2 separate regions of the Mus musculus genome follow, and region 2 is linked to region 1. Evidence: chromatin loops called from intact Hi-C (ENCODE). Cell type or tissue: gastrocnemius. All regions are shown on one strand. Links, peaks and the distances in the headings refer to the core of each region. The heading gives the core; the rest is flanking DNA. Region 1 overlaps Gm46607 (a long non-coding RNA gene). Region 2 overlaps Mrps18a (mitochondrial ribosomal protein S18A).

The links. Peaks named below come from ENCODE experiments on the same cell type or tissue, not always from the same donor. Only the 100,000 strongest peaks of a DNase experiment are listed, where the experiment ranks them.
Region 2: it touches region 1 in a loop (2.0-fold over the local background); 2 of 42 quality-filtered maps call a loop at or near these places.

Annotation. Positions count from the first base shown.
Region 1 is chr17:45,810,112-45,821,878 of GRCm38, forward strand. The region is part of intron 1 of Gm46607 (a long non-coding RNA gene); the gene reads left to right. It overlaps Gm35692 (a long non-coding RNA gene), which reads right to left. Exons shown (of 3, transcript XR_876833.1): 3 at 11,764-11,767. Among named protein-coding and RNA genes, the nearest start is that of Gm35692, 13 kb to the right of the region's middle. In gastrocnemius, for the core only: CTCF peaks have their summits at 4,225, 4,998 (motif pointing left) and 5,871; DNase peaks (open chromatin) are centred at 2,621, 5,383, 5,897 and 6,635; H3K4me3 peaks cover 608 bases; H3K27ac peaks cover 6,147 bases.
Region 2 is chr17:46,116,846-46,128,485 of GRCm38, forward strand. It overlaps Mrps18a (mitochondrial ribosomal protein S18A), which reads left to right. Exons shown (of 6, transcript NM_026768.3): 2 at 1,095-1,126; 3 at 5,879-5,986; 4 at 8,445-8,568; 5 at 8,798-8,867. It also overlaps a transcript of Rsph9 not described here. Among named protein-coding and RNA genes, the nearest start is that of Mrps18a, 12 kb to the left of the region's middle. In gastrocnemius, for the core only: a CTCF peak has its summit at 7,672; no DNase peak of the experiment used is centred there; H3K4me3 peaks cover 973 bases; H3K27ac peaks cover 6,850 bases.

The DNA of each region.
Region 1 (11,767 bases), core at 1,388-9,387:
GTCCGTCTTAATCCAATAAAGTCAACGACTGAGATCAACTAGCCCAGTGATTTTAATCTTCTTCTTTCCTAGAATTCTTAGCCAGGGCCACTCTCTTAAAAGGATGGGCTGACATGAAATAGATCCAGAAATGGTGGTAGATTAACCCAAGGGAACACTACCCAGCCATGAAAAGGGAAGAGGGAGAGTCAGGAAGAGCTGACGCAGGGACAAACACCCTACGGTTCTTTTAATTTGAGTTCAAAGACACATAGAGGCTTGATAGAGTCTCCAGGAGGGCCGGAAACACCCTGTTTGACCTTGATAGGGAAGCTGACATATCCATCTGTAAAAATCCACTGAGTTGTGCAATTTGATACCCAGGAAATGGTTGACCCAGAAGCTATTGGGAGGTGTTTTCTGGTGACATCACGGTTGAAGGCTTGGTCTAGGAACACTGGGCCTTGGTTATCTTTTCGTGAATATAGGAGAAAACTCCGCTCGAGCGGAGAGTTGGCTGACTTACATACACACATAGGTGTACACAACTCCAGCAAGATGGCTCACTGGGTAAAAGCCTTTGCTGTACAAGCTGGCCATCCTGAAGTCTAACAGTGGGAGTAGAGAACAGACTCCTGAAGACTGCCCTCTGACGACAATTGCAGCGTGTGTGTGCCAACACTTCCTCATACATGCACAAATAATAATTAAAAAAAAATGCTACCTCTACCCAAAAGTACACACACATACACATACAAAAAGACCAACCTCATCAGTTCTGAAGAGAACAGGAAAAATCAAACCCCAACTGGTAAAAAAGAAAATATTTACTGAGCTGGGTATGTAACTGGGAGAGTTCTTGCCTAGCAAGCCTGAAGCCCTGCGTTTGATCCCCACCAATGCACAAATTGGGTTTGTGCAGCACCACCTGTAATCCCAACCCTTGTGGGGCAGAGGCAGGCGAATCGCTTCGAATTCAAGGTCGTCCTCAGCTACGTATTGAGTTAGAGCTAGCTTAGGTTACATAAAACCCCTCTCTCAAAAACAAATAACCTCCAATCTTATAGATTTTGTGATATGACACACAGCTGGTAGCTTTGAGGGGTGCAGGCTTCGTTACAATCAAATTGAGCCCCCGAGGAGCTGAGTGAAACCCGCAAGGCCACACAGGAAACTCAACAGAAGGGACCTGACACAGTCCCCTCAAGGATCCCAAGGACAAGGTGACCTCTTCCCTTCATGTAGGTTTAGGGATTTTGCTGCAGGAGGAGCCGGTATCTTCACTAATTTCCTGCAGTAGCTGGGAGGGGGCTGCTGACATGGCTACCCCTGTTCCATCCCACCCTAGGCTGAACACAGGGCCCCTGACATGGTCTATCACAGTCTAGGATAGTCCTTGTGGTTCTAGGACCAGAGGTGAGGAGGTAGTGGACGGGGGTCTGGATGGAAGGTCATTGTCTCTGCATTGGCGTTTCTGGGATCTCGGGGTAGTGGGGTGGAGGGGGTAGGCATCCTCCTTCCTGGCCGGGCCCTGGTAGAGCCACATTGCTTGTGAGTTCTTTGGACCCTGCTCTTTTCCAGGAGGAACAGCTGAGACAGGGGCTCCATTTGAGGACATGGGGAGGATCAGAGTGCGGGGTGGCTCAGCTCTGTCCAGGAGTGGGTGTACCCTGCCTCGCTGGCTTCACTACCTCGAGCTGTGTCATATGATGGGGCCTGAGGTGACAGGTGTAACGGGAGATTTTCCTAGCCAGCCCTCTGATTATATTAAGCTCCGTGTCCCCTGCTTCCAGGACTCTCCCTCCTGCCCTAGGGACTCTGCACTTGGACTAAGGAATTGTCACTTGTACCCAGCCCTACCCTCCTAACGTGGAGGCATGGGCTTAATGAGGTCAGTCCAGCAGGTAGGGTGGGGACATGGAATATTTAGGCTCTGGCAGCAGAGGTGCTGGCACGGCCTCATCACCCTCACAGTAACCGCCCACGCATCATCCAGGCTCACAAGGGCACAGGAATAGCAACTGAAATATGCAGCTTATACAGCCACCCCGTGGGTCCCCAGGCAGCCTCAGGGGTCCCCAGGACTCTACCATCAATCACCCCATAACCTTGCTCGGGGGCCCACATCTGCACCTCAGCCACCACCCAAGCATCCGTGCATGCTTGCACACCGGTGTACCTGCATGGAGGCCACCCACCCCTGTCTTCTATTCCCTCTGAGCCCCCGATCTGTGGCTGAATTGGAGAGCATTTGGGGGACTTCAAAAGGAATGAAGTCTAAGGCTGTACGCCTTCTCTATATAGAGAGAGCTCAGATCCTATGGGCTCCCTATCCTTCCACCAGTGGGACTTACTGCCCGGGGCAGGGAGGAGGCCCTGAAAACTCTGCCTTCTCCCAAGGGTGGGGACAGAGGCAGGTTTGGGGTTATTAATAACCGTGCTTCTGACTGGAAAGGCCTGTGCAGAAGTCCCTGCCATAGCCAATTGGAGAAGAACTTTCCAGGAAAGCAAGCTTTCCTCTGGTTCCAGGATTATTTCCACTCCTGACTTCACCTCTTTGGTGTGTAGGGCTCTTGCCAGGCTCCACCAACTGGCCGACGGGCTTGCTGTCACCTGGCAGCTGGCATCCACCTTGGCTGCCACCCAGAGAAGGTCACACTGCATGTGGGTTGTGGGGCCGGCATCGGGGCTATTTTCTCTGTCATGTGGCTCTGTGCCTCCTCCCTGCCCAGACTGGAGCCTGCTGTGTGAGAGTGCATGGCCTGTCCTGGCCCACCTACTCAGGGCATCGGGACATTGTCCTGGCACCTTGCTCTGCAAGGGCAGGCAGCTGACAGGCACTGGGGCCAGAGAACTGAGGCAAGTTGATCGTCTGGCTCTTCCTGCCTTTGTGACCTTGAACAAGCAGGACTTGACTTCTTTGTGGCTTGATGTCACATTTGGTAAAAGGGCTCAGCCACAGTTAGCTTGCAAGGGCTAGACGTGAGCAACTGTGAGGGGCTGCCAGGGAAAGGGTTCATATCTGGCTCAGTCACCTTTCTCATCTGTGTCACTACTGTGGCTGTCTCCAACACCTCCACCATTAACCCCACACAGTACTGTCACCAGCACCTCCCACCTCTGTCTACCATATCCATATGGCTGAGACAACTGCAGCTACTCCACGTTGCTACTCCACGAACACCAGCCCACAGTTGCTATGGCCAAGGTCATGTGAAATGAGGCCTGTCATGTGATTCTGCACCATTGGGAATGGTTTATATAGTCCTGCTTCCTTCCAGTCCAGCTGTGAATCTCATACCGTTTCTTTCATTGGCCCATGAAACATGTGACCCAGCTTCAAGTGTCCCCACCAGTGGCTGTGGTTATGTGTGTGTGCACACACATGCTCACACTCACACACTCATAGTTAAAACTAGTATTCAAAAATCACCCTCTACTTATTTATTTTAAAATTTTTGGAAGTTTATTTGTTTTATTTTATATATATGAGTGTTTTGTTTGAATGTAAGTCTGTGCAGCACTTGCATGCCTGGTGCCCATGAAGGCCAGAAGAGGGACTTGGAACCTCTGGGACTGAAGTGATGGATGGTTGTGAGCCACCATGTGGATGCTGGGAATCAAACCAGAGGTCCTCTGTAAGAGCAACAAGTGTTCGCTCTTAATCACTGAGCCATGTTTCCAGTTCTATTTCACTAACTTGTTTTTTTTAGAAAATGTATCACTATGTAGCTCTGGCTAGCCTGGAACTCACTCTATAGACCAGGCTGCCCTCAAACTCACTGAGATCCATCTGCCTCAGCCACCACACCCAGCTTTCAATCTCTTTTCCTTGCCCACACACAGGACAGGTTCTGCCATTGGCGGTATGACCTTAGACAAGTCACCCTGTCTCTTTGTCATAGGACACCATGTGCCCTCGAGGCACAGTGAGGGGCTCCTGAGATGGGGGACTTCAGGACTCAGAAGGGACAGAGGGACAGCTTTGCTCGCTGGCCTCCAGGCAGCTCCGTAGCCTGGTGTTATTATTGGTTTTCCCCTCTTGCCTGTTTGGCATGAGACTTTGCCCTTCCAGTGAAAATTGAAACTAATGACCATGTTCTCATCTCACATGAAAGTCTGTGGAGAAGGCAGGTGTCTCCTATCTGCTCTGGGAAGGTGTCCTTGCACACTAGGTAAGAGTCAGGTTCTGGGTAGAAAGGGCCAAGCAGAGAAGACAGCCATCTAGAGCTCAGCATGAATCCTAACCTCGACAGCCGAGCACCTGTGAGCAACTGCCTCATCTGCTCATCTTTGAATGCCCTGTCTCAGTTTCTCTCTCTGCTTGGTGGGTCCTGTGCCGGCCCCCAAGAGGCTATTACCACTGGCTGGTCGACCCTGAACTATGGACAGCCAGAATAGCCTTTGGGTTCCCACCCTTCCCGGCAGACTAAGACAGTCCTGGCTTAGCCTGCTTCTCAGAGTGGGTGAAAGAATCGGAGTGGTGGGAGCTGCTGCAAGCCCAGAATTGAGCCCCGGGCAAGTTACAGGAGCAGCTAGTAAAGATTAAGCCCAAGCCAGAATCCACTTAGCCGGACCTGAGAGGGTGTCCTGGAACTGGGTGGGGCTGAGGTCAGAGGGGAAGATGGCCAAAAGGCCTCCACCCACAAGTCCATCCCGGGACTCTCTCCTGCAAACAGCATCATCTGGAGCAGGGCCGCTGCAGCTGGAGGAGGTGGGAGGGTGTGGCCTACGTGCGCTCAGGCTTTCCCAGGCTCCCCCAGCTCACTGATGTCCCTGCAGCTGCAGCCACCCAAAGATTCCCTCCACCTCCCTCCAGCGGTGGTGCCCCGGCCGTGAACTCTCAGGGAATAAACAGGGGCAGAGCTTGCAGAGTGATGAGCACGACAAACCGCCCCCCCCCCGACAATGTAAACTCCCCAGATATATTTATGTTGTCTGGTCCTGGTCCGGGGTCCTCTGTCCGGTCCAGAGGTGTCACACCATGCGAATGTCACTTGTACAAAGAATCTGGGCTCTTCCACCTAGTGGTAGGAGAGGCAGGGAGAGACTCAGAGCATCGTGGGGGTGACTGGAGCTGGGAGCTCAAGGTGGGTGCTGCAAGCTAGAGCCTGGCTCTGCCCGGAAGGAGCCCCCAACTACAAGCTAGAGTGTGGCAAAGAAGACATGGAGCAGGAATGAGTCTTGCTACAGTGTTGCCTGAACCGTGCCTCTAGACAGCTGCAGACTGGGATCTTAAGAGGATCCCTAGCCTGGACAGTGACCTGGGTCACTCTGTGGCCTTCCAGGGCCAGTCTTGGTCCTAGACTCTAGGGTCATATGGCCTGGGGTTCTGTCTAACTGACAAACGCCCCTCAAGACTCCAGTTCTTTCTTTACCTTTTAATTGCCCTCTCAGCTGGGCACCTTGCCAAGACTCTTGTTCATATTATCTCATTTAAGTCTCACACTGGTCGGAAGGCAGGAACCACCGTTTCCTCACGACCAAGGGGAGTCTGAGGAGTCAGACAGATGCCCTGAAGTGATGGAGGCGGAACCTTCCAAGTGTCAAAACTTCTTAGCCCTAGAGAGCTAGAGACGGATGACCAGGAACCCTGGTAAACTGTCTCTAGACTGTGCCAGAAAGCAAGAGAGGCCCGGTCCTGCCCTGAAGGAGCCCAGATTAAGTGGGACACAACCCCATCTGGGAGATCTCTAACCCTGAGTGCTGTCCTCAGAGAGACCTGGTCTGAGGGAGACACTGTCTGACATCAGTCGGCTCTAGCCTGAGAAAGACAGGGCCTGCCTGGCCTCAGAGATTGCCAGTTTGAAGAACACACAGGGCCTATCCCCTGGGAACGTTGAGTCTTAGGGGGAGCCCCAGACCACAAGAAATGACTGACCACACACTGGGGAGGCAGGTGGAGCCAGAGGGCTTTGCAGAGCTGGAGAAGGAGGAGTTTGGCAAATGGTGCACAGCTTTCTGTGGCCCTGGAGACCAGTGCTGTGTTCCTGCAAGGTCCTGATTAGGAAACAAGGTTCTGCTGCCCCCTGTGCCCCCCTCTCCTGGCTGGAAGGATGTCCTGGCCATGCTCACCCTGCCTGGGAGGAGCAGGCAAACAGTACCCTGTGACAAGCAGGCCACTGGGAACAGAATATGTCTTGGGAATGACACCCAGGGAAGGCTATTTTCATCCGGGAAGTCTCCTGCTTCTGATGCTCAGCCCAAAATAACCAGGTTCCTACGGGGACTGTCACCATGGGCTGTCACCAGCCACCTGTAGCACCTAGTTCACCATGGTCAAGTCAAATTCCTTTTTTTTTTTTTTTTTGTTTTTGGATGTAGAGCTGACTTCCCTTCAGACGTCCTTAGGTAGAATCTCTGTTTAAGAAGCCCTGGAATGGTAGGGTTATAGCTCCAATACTTGAACTGGAGAGGTTCGGGGGACTTTTTAACTTCCAGGTCTGCAGCCTGCTTACCTGAAGAGGGTTTTTTTTATTTTTTTGGAGGGGGGAGTAAGGGAGGCAGTGGGAACAGGGTAGAGTCAGGTGGCTTTTCACCATCCGTGCTGTGACTTGTGTATGGCTGGGAAACCAGATCTTCTCCACATGGCCAGTGGGTTCACTGGAGCCTGGCTGTACCTGGCAGTGCCAGGCTGCCCTGCTGCTGGCCACATGGCCCCTGATGGGAGGGTTCACATGTCCCAGCACCAGCCAGCCACCTGCTGCTTCCTACCTCCCAAAATAGGGAAGGCTGGCCTTCTCCCCTTACTACCCATGTCTCGGCATGGGGCACTCCCTCCTTCCTACCCTGCACCACCATGGGAGGCGTTGAGGGATTGACCTTCAAGCCTGACTTTCCTCAAAGCTGGTATCTTGATGTGGCTTATGGAAATTGTTCAGATTCTGGACTGGCTACAGAATTGGGGGCTTCTTGTAGGAATTAGTGTCCTGCATTAAGAAGTACCCCACATTCTCTTCTCTTCAGCATCCAACACAACTCAAGGGGCTTGGGCTGTTGACCCGAGCAGTGTGTGTGTGTGTGTGTGTGTGTGTGTGTGTGTGTGTTGTATGTGTATACACACATCTTTGGAGTTTGTATGTATGTTGCATATGTGTGTGAATATATGATCATGTTTGCCCACCTGTGTAGTAGTTGTGCATGAGTATATACATGCATTTGGAGTTTGTGTGTGTATAGACATTTATATTTGTGTATGTGTGAGTGGAGGCCAGAGTCTGACAATGGATTTCTTCTTCAGTGGCCTGTTGTTATGAAGAGGGTCTCATTGAACCTGGAGCTCAGTGATTCAGAGACTCCGGCTATCAAGCAGGCCCCATGGGTCCCTCTGCCTCTGCCTCTCCAGTGCTGGGATGAGAGGCATTTATTACTGTGTCCAGCTTTTCATCTGAGCAGGGATCCAAACTCAAGTCCTGATGCTTGCCTAGCGAGCACTTGACTGACTGAGTCGTCTACCCAGCCCGAATCCAAGCAATATTAGCCTCTCTTTACTGAGGGTAGAAAAGGCTGAAGTACGCAGGCTGGGAAGGATGCCCCCCCCCCCCCGCAATGCATCCAGCTCCCCCCTATGACTCCTTTAACACACAGCAGCCATTGCTGAGTGCTTGATACCTGCGAGAAACTCTGCCAGCTCTCACCATCCATTCATGGGTTTCAGCTTCAATGAACCTTACCAAACGAATCTTTGCCGAACATCACACAGCAGGGATACAGAGGAGACGGTGTATCCAAGCCCAGGTCAGAACAATACCTTTCCCTTTTTCTTAAATACTTTTTTCTTACTAGAAGAAAAACCCAACTTTCAAACAGATAAGAGTAGTGTTGTGAACCTGCAGGTATTTACCACTGAGATAGAATAATGAACATTTTGCTGGATTTTATTTGCTGTGGGGGTTCTGAGCACATACAAACATATGCACACACATATGCAATGTTATGACACCGTGACCGGTCACCCCAATCACTCCAGAATGCATCTCTGCATACACAGTGGTCCAGGGAGACAGCTCAGTAGGTACTTGCTTGTAAAAGCATCAGGACCTGATCTATGCTTCCCCAGCACCCGAGTCAAAAGCTGGCGGGGGAGAGGCAGTGTGGGGATGCAGAGACAGGAGGCTGGCAGGGGAGAGGCAGTGCGGGGATGCAGAGACAGGAGGCTGGCAGGGGAGAGGCAGTGCGGGGATGCAGAGACAGGAGGCTGGCAGGGGAGAGGCAGTGCGGGGATGCAGAGACAGGAGGCTGGCAGGGGAGAGGCAGTGCGGGGATGCAGAGACAGGAGGCTGGCAGGGGAGAGGCAGTGCGGGGATGCAGAGACAGGAGGATCTCTGGGGCTCACAGGCAGCCAGTCTGGCCTAAGTGATGGGCCCCAGGTTCAGTGAGAGACAGGGGAAAACACTTGATGTGAGCCTCTGGCTTACACACACACACACACACACACACACACACACACACACACACACACACACCCGAATGCAAACTGAGCCTTTTACTAAACTATCGTGGTATTCTCACGTTGAATGAAACCACTTTCTATTATCCTCTAACACACAGCTCATCATCCACTCTCCGAGTTTTCCCCTGGACTGCCACTAAGAAGGGATAAATAGGGTTTAGGGTAGGTCCCAGTCTCTTTCCTCTTCCCCTTGGGTAGGCAAAGTCTCTACATAGGAGAGCAGTGGGACTCTGAGGGACCATGGTGGACAGCAGAGGCTGTGAGAAGCCTCAGGAGGACCCCTACCCTCCTAGGATGAGGAGAGGGAAGGACATTCTGTGGCGTGCAAGAAGGGCTGGGGTGGCACTCAGCAGGCTTCTGAGACGTTGCTCTTGCAGCCAGGCATGGATGGTCACTTGGGCCTGGGAGCTCCACTTCCTGGGGGTCACCTCTCTACTCTTGGTCAAAGACGCAAGGCAGGAGCAGGCTCCCTGACTTCCATGCTCTTTGGCAGAATCCTGGGATAGTCAGGGGCCCCCAGGCGACAGTGTAGGAACCAGTTAGGAAGGGGTTCTGCTAGCTTCCTTCTTGTTCATGCACACCACAGCCCCCCTTTTGGGGGTGAGCAGGAAGAACCTATGTCAAGACAGGGTTTGGGAGAGTGTCTGTCATTTAACTTTAGCTGGTGGTAGACATGTTGAAAGCTGAACCAGGCTAACCTGGACGGGGCAGGACTGGCCTGCAGGTTTGTAGGGAGGTCAAGAGGACGGTAGAAGGGCGATGATGGAGTCACAGCCTGTCCTCAATAATTTGCAGAGGGGGCAGGGCTTGTCCTCAGGTTGCCCAGTGTGAGCACGCCCAATCAGAGTCCAGGTAGCTCTTTCACTTTCAGTCAGTCTCATAGCTATCGAGCTTCGTGGCAGAGGGCGGGTAATGGTCACCTGCCCCACATCAACCCACTCCAAATGTCTTACAGATTTCTGTCCGGTCCAGGAGGAGATGGGGTGAATTTCTGAGCAGACCATGGCAGGTTGATTTCTGCTGCACAGAATTACCAAGACTGCTTGGATCTTAGGGCTGGAGCCATAGCTCAGTGGTTAGGAGCACTGCTCTTCTAGAGGACCTGGGTTCTGTCCTCAGCTCCTACAGTGGCCATCTCACAACCTCCTGTAATTCCAGCTCCATGAGATCCGATGCCTCTAGCCCTGTAGGACACCTGGATTCATGTGGTGTGTGTGTGTGTGTGTGTGTGTGTGTGTGTGTGTACACATACACACAGAATTTAAAAATAATGAAAATAAAATCTTACAAAAAGAATGTCCTGTTTTCTTCTCTGTCAGGCTGCGTGTTTGCTTTGATGCTGGGATGCCGGCACACCACATGCATTCTCCTCAGGGAACGGAGAATGCAGTTCAAGATTGGGGGGGGTGTCTCAGCCTGTGACCCCTTCCCCCTCCCCCCCGCCCCGAGTAACAGTGGTGGCTGGGATGGATACTGTGGTTTTCCATCTCCTGTGTACCCAGACACGGCTGCAGACCTTGAGGAGTTGAGACGGTGGTCCGAGGGTCTACATCCCCCTACACGCCAGGCAGGAAGGGGATGGCTGAGCCCAGAACTAGGGTGGAATCTGGTTTGACTCCGAGCAAGTGCCAAAAGTCTGGAGGGGCTAGAAGAGAGGCCTTCTCCGAAGATTTAGGTGCAGCTTGGTCCTTTCTTGTCCAAACTGCTTTATTTTTATGGCAGATGTGAATGCCTAGTCTTACTCAGGGTGAACCAGGTATTAAATAGGTTTTGCGGGAAGGGATGCCCAGGAAGGGAAGCTCATTGGCTAAACACTCGGGGCCTGTCTAGATTCCTCATTAGCGTGGAAAACTCCAGGTTTTTAGGCTATGTGACCAGTTGCCATGGTCCTCTCAGTGGGGTGTCATGGTCACTTGTTCCAGGATTGGTAGAACCTGACGGGGAGCTGGTTCCACTGCCTGCTGTTTTCAATCATGAGATTTACCGGGGTTTTTCAACCTGCTTCAACCTTACCAGTTCTTCCGTCTGGTCCACGGTCCGCTTGCCCCACACTTGCCCAGGGTCTAGGCAGTAAATGGATGGCTCTAGCAAAGATCATATTGAGTGAGACCCTGAAAGACAAATGTTGACTGTTCTCTCCCATCAGGGGCTCCTAGCTCCAGATCACCAGATACCAGTGTAGTCCTCACTGCTCAGGAGAAAAACTCTTTGCAACTGAGACTATTACAAAACAAAACAAACAAAAAACTCCAACAACAACAACAACAACAAAACTGATCGCCTCTAACTGATCCCTACACTGTTATTCTAAAGAGCAATCAATCAAAATCAATCAATCAATCAAAATGCAGAGCTGTGGAGCTCAGTCCCAGTGGAAACATCTACAAAACAACTCCTGCACCTAAGGCTCCGGGAACATTGCAGGCATAGCCTTGTCAGAGGCTACAGCCATAAAGTCTCACAAACATGACAGCCTACACGGGAGCTGAATAGGGCAGCTTCAATAGGCAAAGTCGATGGGGAAAGCCACAGGCCCCATCCTTACACAAAGCATCCTTACCCAGGCAGCCCAGAGATGCTGAGGACATAGTATTTGGAGGGAGGAAAGGGAAGGGGGCGATGATGTAATTGTTTTTATAATCTCAAAAATAAAAGCAAGAAATATCTAGAAGAATGCATGCTTAAACCTCTGCTTAGCCCTTGGAGATTTTTGCAGGGAGAGCAGAGGCCCGTGTTTGGCTCATCAAGATGCGTAGCTCTGTGTACTGATTAGTTCTCGCTGCTGAGATAAAACGCCAGGACCGGAGCACTTTATGGAAGAGTTCATGTTGGATTACGGTTCCAGGGGATTAAGACTCCACCAAGGCAGACTAGAGCCATGGCCATTGAAGTTGAAGGCTTGCCTCTTTAAACTGGAAGCCTGGAGCTAAGAGAGAAGTCACGGAGGCTTTGAAACCTCAAAGCCCGCCCCAAGTGACACACCTCCTCCAGCAAGGCCACACCCCCTACACCGCCCCCAAACAGCGCCGCCAACTGGAGACCAAGTATTCATACATATCAGCCAGTGTGGGATATTCTCATTCAAACCTCCGGTGCTTGGCAACTCTGGGTATTCACAGAGTTCACCCCATCCATGATATTAACTAAATCACTACAGTGTTATGCACTGTGAAAAGCATATCCATACTTTATAGCCAGGGAGACTCAGACACTTAGGAATGTGCCTCCAAGTCCCATATTTAAGAAATGACAGGGGTTCGGTTTTGATGGCCATCAAATTTTAGTTCTTTTTTTTTTTTTTTCCAAGACCGAATGAAGAGACCCCCTGGTCACATG
Region 2 (11,640 bases), core at 3,641-11,640, 310 kb after region 1:
GGAGACAGTGACAATTATTTCATTCCTTAAACATAGCACTTATTGATCCTTTGCTGTGTACCAGTTTCTTGATAGCAGCTGTGGCTCTTTCTTTCTTTCTAAATAAGACAGGAGTATGGGAGACGCTCCAAGAACAGTTGCTGTGTGTGAGTTGGCACCTCTGATAACCATCGGCCTTGTCATTCAGTGGCCTAGTTAGGTGAGATGAGAAGTGTGTGTAGCCTGACAGATGTGTGCAGCTGATGGTCTTGCTTCCACTTCTCTCTTGCCTGCCTCAGGCATCAGTAAGCCCTGGGTTGCCCCAGGCCCTTGAGCCTACTGTCTGCAGGCTTCTGCTTGCTACCTGTTCTATCCCCGTTCTCTGGTATGGTAACAGAATCTAGCCCTGCAGGCAGAGAGAAGAGGGATGGAGCAGAGAGTATTTCCCTTGTGGCCAGTTTCATGCAGCCTTGGCACAGGATTCTCAGGATATGTTTTGGGGAGTGGATTTGTCTCACTGATAAACCACCATTGAGACACAGTGCTGTGTTTTAGATTATAGAAACCACTTTGGGCTGGTTCACTCTGCAGGGGACATGTGAAAGGGCACTTCTGACTTTCAGGCCTGCTGCTCCAAAAGCTTTCTGGTTTACTTTTGTAGCCCAGGCTGCCCTCAAACATACAGCGATTTTCCTGCCACAGCTATTCAGTTTGCCAACTCTTCTGGTCAAAATCAAGATGAGTCTCAGCTTCCAAAGGCAAAAAACAAAACAAAACAAAACAAAACAAAAAAAACAGCCTGGAGCCCCTCACTCCCACAGAGGTGCTGCAGCCTGGAGCCCCTCACTCCCACAGAGGTGCTGCAGCCTGGAGCCCCTCACTCCTACAGAGGTGCTGCAGCCTGAGCATCTCAGGCTGGCCTGCAGTCAGCCTCAAGGGCATAGAGCCCTGGCACTTAGGGGTCAACCCTGCTTGCTTTCTGTCCCAGGCAGGAACCGTGGGAGAGTGCAGACTGAAGGCTCCTCTCCTCTGCCTGTGTAGAATTTGAGCTGTTATTTGAAACTCCCTGTTCCTTATTAAATGGCTGACCTAATTTTTCCCCTTTATCTCTGTAGTGGTGAAGATCCAAGAAGGGAAGACGACTGTAGTAAGTATCGCTGCATTGGCCACTCACGACCTCCTTAACGTTCGGAGCCGCCTGGCTGCTCCTCTGAGGGATGGATGGACAGGGGCCCAACGTGGACTCCTGGCTCCAGGATCTGCTCCCTCTGAGACCATAAATCCTTGAAGTCTACTATTTCTTGGGCTGTGTGCCGTAGTGTTTTAATCAGGAACAGTCACTGGGCCTGTGCTGCTGAGGTATCTGTCACTTGATTAAAGTGACCTTTGTATGACAAAGTCTCAGAGGCCTTTACTAATATGTTCTCTGGCAGGTGATAAATCAGTTTCCCAAAGGGGAAATTAAGGCGGCATTGCAGGCCCACGGAGCCAGAGTTAGTTGGCCCAGGGCCAGGGGCCTGCCCTTCTGATCCTTGCCTTCTGTCTGGGATGACTTCGTACCCTTAAGTGATGCGTTAAGAGGTGGCAGGCCCTGGCCCCCAATCTTACTAGCTGGCACCCTGGCTTGTCTCTTGGTAAGAAAGCTGGAACGATTCTTCCTCCCATACCCCCCTTTCCCTCACTGAGCCCATCTCACCTCCCTTGGGAGTCAGTCATGGGGCCTAGATTATCCTATAATCCTTAAAAGACAACCTTGTTTTCACATGGCCTTCTATCCCTCCAAGAAATTCTCAGCCACCTCACAGAGCTCCCAGAAGGCTGGAGAACTTCCATGTGGGCCAGGGGCTTAACCTCTCTGGCAGGCAGCCAAATATAGTCTACCCTAAGACAGCCTTATCCCCGGGGAAAGCCAGTCATTCTTCTCCCAGAATACCTCCCTGGCCCTTCCGCTGGCTAGCATCGCCCAGTTCTTAATGTTTAGGGGACTTCATGTCCTTAAGGCACTTTTCTATTCTCTGATTAAAACCTAGAGAAAAAAAAAAAAACCTAGAGCAATCTGGGCATGATTGTGCATATCAGTAATCCCTGTACTTAGAAAGTACAGAGTTCAAGGCCATCCTCTGCTTTATAGTGAAATCCAGGCAAGCCTTGCCTCCGTGAGACCCTGTTTCAAATGACAAAAAAAGCTAAAACAAGCATTTACCCGATAAACTCAATGCTGGAGAAAAGAGTGACATCAGCCTGTTTTGTTTTTGTTTTTTAAGATAGGGTCTCTCGGTCTGTGTAGACCAGGCTGTCCTCAAACTCACAGAGATCGGCCTGTGTCTGCCTCCTGAATGCTGGGAGTAAAAGCGTATGCCATCACACCAGCTGATATCAGACTTTTGAAGTAGCATATTGCTTCTGCTTTTCTGGGTACAGAGTGCTCAATGCTAAAGAGAGCGTCCCCCTACCCACCGCATCCTCTCCTAACCACCACATCTCCCCCTACCCACCGCATCTCCCACTACCCACATCTCCCCCTACCTACCGCATCTCCACCTACCCACTGCATCCCCTACTATTTCAAATGCTTCCTGGGTCCAGCCTTTCTTTAGCTCATTAGGATGCCTGTTCGTCTGTTGGCTGTTTCTGCTTTCCCTTGAAGACCCTGGCAGACCATGTTTGGCTCTCTCAGCTGCCATCTTCAGACTCTTGAGAACTAACTAGTTCATCTCCCATAACAGCATCTCTCTGTTAGGCATTCAGAATTGAAGGCTTACTCCCCAGCTATCGGTGCTGTTCACATTGGCTTGTAAGTGTAAAGAGGTTTTTTCATGTGAGGCACGGATCTGCTGTTAATAGAAGGCATATGGAGACACTGTGGCTCTGGGGTAAACCCATGCATGCCTTGGTCAGGTGCTACTGTGGCTGACTGTGGGTGTGTGTCCTCCAAAATAAGATCCGATGCCTGCTGCACGTAGTTGTGGGAGTTAAATCGACTGGTATATGCGAGCCATTCTTAGCACAGCACGAGGTGAGCAACAGTGAACCAGTGAATGTTAGCTCTCTCCTGCGGCCCTCAGGGCCCCTCCCAAGGCCTCCCATGCACCTTCAGATTTTCCCTGGCCCACAGCTTCTCTCTGACGTGTTTAGAGTTGCCGTAGTAGAAGCGGGGGTGGGTATTGGTGCCTGAAATAACTGAGCAGAACTTCTAGCCTCTGTCTCTTGGCCAGTCCCAGCCCCAGTACAAGATTACTTTTGTCCCAGTGCCTCTCAGATCCATCCCACTATGCTCTCAGGCTCAGCATCAGAGAGGCCTGCTAAGGTCCCCTGCAGCTGAAGCTGACTCCCAGATCATTGCTTTAGGGCACGTAGCCATTCCAAGGCTAGGTCACAGGTTATATCCATGTTGGGAAGGTCATGTCACATGTGGCCTCTGCAGAGTATTTAAAAGGTGTTCTCCAAAATGATACAAGTGAAGAGAATTACAGTCCCAGAACTTACTCCAAGTATGAGGCCAGCCTACTCTACATTCTGAGTTCCAAGCCAGCCAAGGCTATCTAGTGAGCACCTGGTTGTTTTTAGAGGAGGGCATGTATTGTGTTTGTCTGCTGCAGTTTTCTGTGTTTGCAGAGGAAGAAGGACGTGGCAGTGCACACAGACGCCTGCTGATCTTGCTGTTCTCGGGGTTTCTCAGCTGCAGAGTTGGCTGGTGTTCTTTGTTGTGAGGGCTTCCCTGTGTATCCTTGCTAGATGTCCATAATACCCCTTCTTCAATTGTGCAGTCACAAATGTCCCCAGACATGGCCAGAAGGAGTGTGGGGCACACATAGGGCCTCTAGCGTAGACTTTGTTCTTTTCCATGAAGCTGGAAACAGTGCTCTCTGCAGATAATGCACAGAATGGCGGACGTTTTATTTGAATAGTACATCTATCTCTATGCCATTTGGAACTTTTTTCATATGTGTGTAACTAGCTGTCTGTACGTGTACATATGCATGTTTTTCATATGTGTGTAACTAGCTGTCTGTATGTGTACATATGCATGTTCTTCATATGTGTGTAACTAGCTGTCTGTATGTATACATATGCATGTTCTTCATATTGTGTGTATCTAGCTGTCTGTATGTGTACATATGCATGTTCTTCATATGTGTGTAACTAGCTGTCTGTATGTGTACATATGCATGTTCTTCATATGTGTGTATCTAGCTGTCTGTATGTGTACATATGCATGTTCTTCATATGTGTGTAACTAGCTGTCTGTATGTGTACATATGCATGTTCTTCATATGTGTGTAACTAGCTGTCTGTATGTGTACATATGCATGTTCTTCATATGTGTGTAACTAGCTGTCTGTATGTGTACATATGCATGTTCTTCATATGTGTGTAACTAGCTGTCTGTATGTGTACATATGCATGTTCTTCATATGTGTGTAACTAGCTGTCTGTATGTGTACATATGCATGTTCTTCATATGTGTGTAACTAGCTGTCTGTATGTGTACATATGCATGTTCTTCATATGTGTGTAACTAGCTGTCTGTATGTATACATATGCATGTTCTTCATATGTGTGTAACTAGCTGTCTGTATGTGTACATATGCATGTTCTTCATATGTGTGTATCTAGCTGTCTGTATGTGTACATATGCATGTTCTTCATATGTGTGTAACTAGCTGTCTGTATGTGTACATATGCATGTTTTTCATATGTGTGTAACTAGCTGTCTGTATGTGTACATATGCATGTTCTTCATATGTGTGTAACTAGCTGTCTGTATGTGTACATATGCATGTTCTTCATATGTGTGTAACTAGCTGTATGTGTACATATGCATGTTCTTCATATGTGTGTAACTAGCTGTCTGTATGTGTACATATGCATGTTTTTCATATGTGTATAACTAGCTGTCTGTATGTGTACATATGCATGTTCTTCATATGTGTGTAACTAGCTGTCTGTATGTGTACATATGCATGTTTTTCATATGTGTGTATCTAGCTGTCTGTATGTGTACATATGCATGTTTTTCATATGTGTGTAACTAGCTGTCTGTACGTGTACATATGCATGTTTTTAGAGGCCAAAAGAGAGCATCAGATTCCTCTGGAACTGGATGCTGGGAAACCAAGGCCCTGTCCTGTACAAGAGCAGGACATACTCACAACTGCTGAGATGTCTCTCCGGCCCCCATTTGGAACTTTTAACCACATGCATCTGTCTCTTTTCCCAGAGGCAGGAGAAGCCTAGGGTTCAGATATTTTATTGTGGCTTGTTGAGGAAGGAAGACAGGATCCAGCAGAAACAGCAAACCGTTCTTGTAGTTCAGCAGTTCTCAACCTGTGGGTCTCCACCCCCAGAAGACCATCAGGAAACACAGATATTTACACTGTGATGCAGAATAGTAGCAAAGTTACAGTCATGAAGTAGCAATGGAAATAATGTTATGGCTGGGGGTCACCACAACCTGAGGAACTGTATTAAAGGGTCGCAGCATCAGGAAGGCCAAGACTACTCTCCTAGTTACCAGCTTCTATGTCTGTCTGTGTTGTCATTGCTGTTTTGTCTGGTTTGAAGCAAGATTCTTACTGTATAACCTCTCCTGACTTGGAACCTAATACCGTGTAGCCCAGGCTAGCCTTGAACAGTTTTCTTGCCTCTACCACCTGGTGCTGGGATTACATGTATTCTTCACCTGTCTGGCCACCAAATCACATCTCTATGGCCAAGGCCCAGCATATAGTAGATACAGAAAATCTCCACCGTGCAAGCAGCCCTGTTCGTTGCTGCCATGAGACCCCCAGAAGTAAGCCTGACTGGCATTCATGCAGGGTGTGCTCAGAGTTGCAGACCTGCACATCTGATGTCTGACCCTGGCTCTCACACTGGACTTTTTTTCCCTGCTTCTTAGATTGAAGGCCGAATCACAGAAACTCCCAAGGCGACTCCAGATCCCCCTAACCCCTCAGGCCAGTGCCCCATCTGCCGCTGGAACCTGAAGCACAAATATACCTATGAGGTAAGTGTGGCTGTAAAGACCATCCCCTGCATGCTTTGGGGTCTAGAGCCTCTTACCTTGAGCACTGTCCTCCCTATATATAGTGACAGCTGCATTCTACAAGGCTATCAGAGGCAGCACTTTGTCCAGTAGCTGTCAACCCTGGTCATGTGGTAGCTTGAAGAAATACTGGGCTGAGGGCTGGAGAGATGGCTCAGTGGTTAAGTGCACTGGCTGCTCTTCCAGAGGACAAGGTTTCAGTTCTGAACAAGTGTGGGTAAGCGCTGTATAGATCAAGTTCCAAAGAATCCATTACCCTTTTCTGGACTCCACAGGTGTCGCATGTACACGGTGCTCACACATACATGCAGCCAAAACACCTGTATGCATAAAATATGGTGCTGGAGTGATGGCTTACCAATTAAGAGTATTTGTTTCTCTTACAAAGGACTTTAATTCAGTTTCTAGCCTCCCACATGACAGCTCACAACCACCCAGAACTCCAGTTCTAGAGTAGCCCGTGTCCCTTTGTCCCCCAGGGTAGTGAGAAGCATGCGACTTGCATCTACACAGAGAGAAAAACCACTTGGCCTCAGACAGACCCAATCAGCAGTCCTCACTGGCTATGGGGCTATGGGGCTGGAAGCCACTGACTGCATCTGTAGCCTTGTTTGGAATGGTACGGGTAGTTCTCATGGGGATGGAATCAGGTCTGAGTTTGGCTCTCCTCCCTTTAGGTAATGAGGTGGTTCACAGTGTGATCTGCAGACACACTCTAGTCTCCACAGTGGAGCTCCAGACTCCACACCACTCAGTTCTCACCAGCCGTCCCACCCCCCTCTCTCTGAGGAGTGTGTGTCCATGTGAGGGCACAGATGCCGTGGCACAGGCATGGGGGTTCAGTTCTCTCCTTCCTGTGTGTGTGAGTGAGGATGGAACTTAGACAGTCAGGCATGGCGGCAAGGACATTTACTGGCTGAGCCATTTACTGGCCCTTAGACTTCTGATTAACCTCATGAAGGAGAGACTTCCTCTTCCTTGCTTTGCAATGAGGGACTCTCAAGTATGAAGAAGTTAATGAATGTGCTGCAGTCACCCAGCACTAAGTATCAGAGCTGGGCTTCAAGTCGGAGGTGCCCGGTAGAGTCCATGTGCTAACTGCTACCATGCAGTAGATAAGACCTGGCCCTGGACACCCCACACTTGTTCTCGAGAGTGCTCACTGGTGACATGAACACTCTATTTTGGGGTTTCAGGTGATTCAGGCTCTGGGCCAGTTTGACCTGTGTTGTCCCAGTTCCCCCTTTAAGGTCCAGGATGACTAAGGGCAAAGATCCTGGTCAGGTGATAAGACCAGGAAGATCTGGACAGAGAACAGAGTGACCCAACTAATCTCCTGGGCGGGGAGCCCTGGCTTCAGTCCACCCCCAGACGCTCCCCTGCCCTGGGCCCTCTCAAGTGCCGAGAGCGTGCCGCAGAAGCCTGAGACCAGAGCTTCTTCCCATGGATGTCAGTGAATACACAGGCATGCGGTAATCTCAGCTGCAAATGGGGAGGGAGCCTATGCCCACACCTGCCCAGACACCGGGCACTCTGCTACTGGCCGTTTCCAGGAAATTGAGTTGACTCTGTTTTTCCAGGAGAAGAAATCTAATTCTTTCCGAGGTAAAGGCTAAAGTTGTTTTCCCTTTTCCCCTTTCCACTAGGAGCACTGTTGGCCCAGGCTGTGTGCAACTGTTGGCTGGCTTGGCAGCCTGCAGTACAGAGTCTGAGGGTACAAGCTAGCCTGTTAGCTGTGGCTTAGTGCAAGTCTTGTTACCTGCTTCTGATGAGTGTAGGGCTGAGAGTTCCGGGCTCGGCTCCCCAAGAGCTGTTTAGTGATTAAAACAGATTTGCAGTTGTACAGCAACAGCAGCGAGGACAGCAGACTACCAAACAGACAGCGATTGCGGAGGCTGACATTGGGCCCTGGCAAGGGCAAGTATTAACCCTTTGAGCCATTTGTGGTGGAAAAGAGAGTTTGTCCTTTTTGCTAGACTTATCCCACATAGTTTGTTAGGTGTGGGGTGCTACAGGGAAGCCTAAGGACCCCTTCCCTGCAGGATAACAGGACTTAGGAGACATGGACTGAACCTCACATCTGGCTCCCTCCCTCCCCGCTCTAGCACCTGAGCAGGAACAGCTGTCTCTGCACTCCACCTGCACCATCTCCATCATGGGACTGAGATAAAGCAGGCATTCCTCTCATGGAAAGACTTTACATATCCCATCTCAGCAGAGAATGGCCACCAGGCATCTTACTACCAAGAAAGACTGGTGGTAAAACGCTCACTACAGCGTTTCTGGTCTCATCTGATGCTGTCAGAACATTTTGGGGACAGCACTGGGAGCCCTGTGGAGCCCACGGAGCCTGTGGTCCAGGTTCCCAGCATGCAAGCAAGCCCAGCTGACCCACATTCCTATCCTCGGTTTCCACTAGGATGTGTTGTTGCTCAGTCAGTTCATCCGGCCTTATGGAGGCATGCTGCCCCGGCGGGTCACAGGCTTGTGCCGGGAAGAACACCGAAAAATCGAGGAGTGCGTGAAGATGGCTCATCGAGCAGGTCACAGTACCCAAGACTCAGAGGGGTGGTGGGGACTCCAGTTCCTCTTCCCAGCCAGCTGTCACAGCTAGAGAGGGGGTGAGCGCATTCACTTGTGCGCACACACAGCCACACACACAAATACGCCCCACACTCCACACACACCCTCCTCCCCACTCCCATGGTCTTTACCCCTGGCCCTTTCAGAGCTGTGAAGACTGACCCCTCATGTGTTCTTCCTTCCACACAGGTCTGTTACCAAATCACAGACCACAGCTTCCAGAAGGATGCTTACCAAAGGATAAACCCAAGCTCAACCGGTAAGAAGTCATGCCTACAGTTAACCCAAGCTTTTCAGGGCCTATGGATCTCATTGCGTTCTAGGGGAGCTTGTCCCATGGGTCTCACAGCAGCCCGAGAGAGCTGGAGTGTTGCTTGGCTGCGCCATTCCCAGCCACCACACACCTGAACCTTTCCTGCATGGCTGTACTGTATGATGTTTGCCACCGTCCTGGCCCAGCTCCCTTCTCCTTCTGTCCTAGAGGGCCTTGACACAGGGGCAAGGAAGCTGCTGGTGGGCCTTAGACTGTGTCAATCCCTGTTGATGATATCACACTGCACTGGCTGCTATGGGGAAGTCAGAGCATTTCTACAAACTTAGATGTCCCAGCTCTCCAGCACTGGGGTCATTACAGGGCAGAGCAAGGCCTTAGCCATGGGAGGACTGTCTGGGATAGGGTGACATACACAGCATTGCATCAAAGCAGCCTGCATAGTCAGTCACCAATGCCCCTTGCAGTCATGCAGTTAACAGCCCACATAACTGCTATGTCACCGAGTTATCCTGAGGCCTTAGGAGGACAGATTCAAGTCGGGCCTCCAGCTCCAGCAGGCTAGGCAGGCCCCTCCAGTGAGAGCAGATTCTCACCTAACTCAGACAGCTGTCCTGTTGCAGGTTTCCCTCTCCCTGACATAGGCCTCACAGGCAGTTAGATCTATAATAGCCCCCTGTTCAGCAAAGAGCTGGGTCTTTAGAATTGATTTTGCGGTTCTTATGCCCCTGACCTCCAGTGTGTCAAGCTGCCTCTGGTGATAGTGAGGAAGAGACACTCTGCAGGAAGACTGAGGCAGAGCAAGACTCCCCAGCTCCAACAGACCTGTGCAGAGATCCTTGCCACAGCCTAGGTGGAGGCTGGCAGACCCGGTTGCTAAGCAGAGAGTGTAGGATAGGGTAATATAGGCTTGTGTCTTTGTGCCTTGCCTCCCTCATCCCTAGATACTGAGCCCAAGCTGAACTGGGCTAGGCTATCTGCCAGCAGCCCCAAGGAGTAGGGCATGCTCTGGTCCGTTTGGGGTTGAGCCCACCCCCAGCCCTGGCTTTTTAAGAGACAGCAGCAAGCCGGAGGCCACAATCCATCCTGCCCTCGGGCCTTTGAAGCCAGGCCAGGCTCCCTCCCTTACATCCGGTGTCCGTTAGTGTGACACAGGATTGATGATGTGTGGGGGCTCTTGAGTTGCAAAAGGCCATCCTGGGGGAAGGGAAGGCCTGGCTCAGGAGGTACTGATCTCTGTACGCTGTGATTATGCCCAAAGGTCCCTGGCTGCACTCAGGGGCCCTGCTCACTCCTCTGTGTCCTCAGCACCCTGGTACAGCATTGTCTTCTCCAGCAGAGGGGATAGTATCCCCTCTCCTCTCCTGTGCTTAGCACACAGGTGTCCAGGCCAGGCCCAGCTCAGGAGAGGTAGGAAGGGGCTGGTTTAGGAAAGCCTGAGTTCTCACTAGAGCCAAGGTGCCCGCAGAGAGCTGGTTGAATGCCCCCAGCCTACACCAGTTAGCTAGCTGCTCCATGTGGCACAGATGCAGCCAAGGCTCACTGAAGGAGAGCTGAGGAGGAAAGCTCTGGAGACGCTGCGCAGTCGGGCTCTTCTCAAGTCCCTGAGTCCTGATGAACACCTATACCATGGGCCTGTATATGAACCCCATCTTCACCTCTCCCTCTGAGGGCTAGGAGAGGCCAGTGAAGGGGCTAGCTGGAGGTGACGGAACTTATGCTGGGCTAACCTGTTGTCTTAAAACAACTGACCATAGAAACAGCAGCCCCTGTGCAGGGGGTACCCCAGTGCAGTGTTCGTGGGTCCAGCCAACTAGGGAAGGCCTCATCTTCCTACCTCCTGTGCCCAGCACACACCTCTGCCCAGGTCAGATGCAGGACGGACCTCCCGCAGCTTTCCCTCTGCATGAGGCTCACAGCTCAAGCTCCAAAGAACCATGATAGAAAGGCGTGAATCAGCAACCCTCTGTCAGCCAGAAGATGTCAGCCAAAAAAAAAATTTTAATTTCTGCCAGGAATACTAGTTTTTAAAGTAAAACTTGAGGGCCTCTAGAGGCAGCCAGGGCAAGCCTCAACCTCACATAGAACACAGGAGGACCTGGCCTTTGTGGTTGAACTCTTGAGTATGAAGGATGGGCCTTCCTGATCAGGAGCCAGGTTTCATTATGAACAGAGTAAACCCCAGTCTTGGTGCTATGACCCACTCTTCCAGGAACAGTCAGAGCCTAGGCTATCCCCAGAGGAGGCCAGAGGGCCATGGGTGGCCGCCATCTTTCCCTGGCCCCTCCTACTTACAGAAACCTGCTGGAACACAGCACTGCTGTGTTCATCCCTTGCTTCCTATGGGGTGAGGGATGGGGTCCTGCAACGATTGAGGTGCCCTGGGAAGTCCCCTGGAGGCTAGGAGATCTAAAGGAGCCAAGTGGGATGAGTGCAGGCCTTCTCCAGCCTTCTGTCACATTCCTGTCTCCAGCGTCAGGCCAGAGACCTGCGTGACAAGCAGGATTCTTCTCTGCCTTCCTCCTGCAGTGTGGATGTACACTGACAACTCTTAAAGGTCAAGGGGATGGGCCTGGGCTGCCAGACTCCACCTCAGCCCTGAGTACACACACTTGTAGCCGCAAGAGCCCAGCCCATCTGTTTACAAAACAGCAGTCCCCTCCCCCAAAAATGCTTTGCCTTTTGAGAAAGGAAAACTGGTGAGGGAGGCAGCACAGCCCCAGGGGGCAGTGTCCGGCTCTTCCTGCCCCAGCAGGCAACC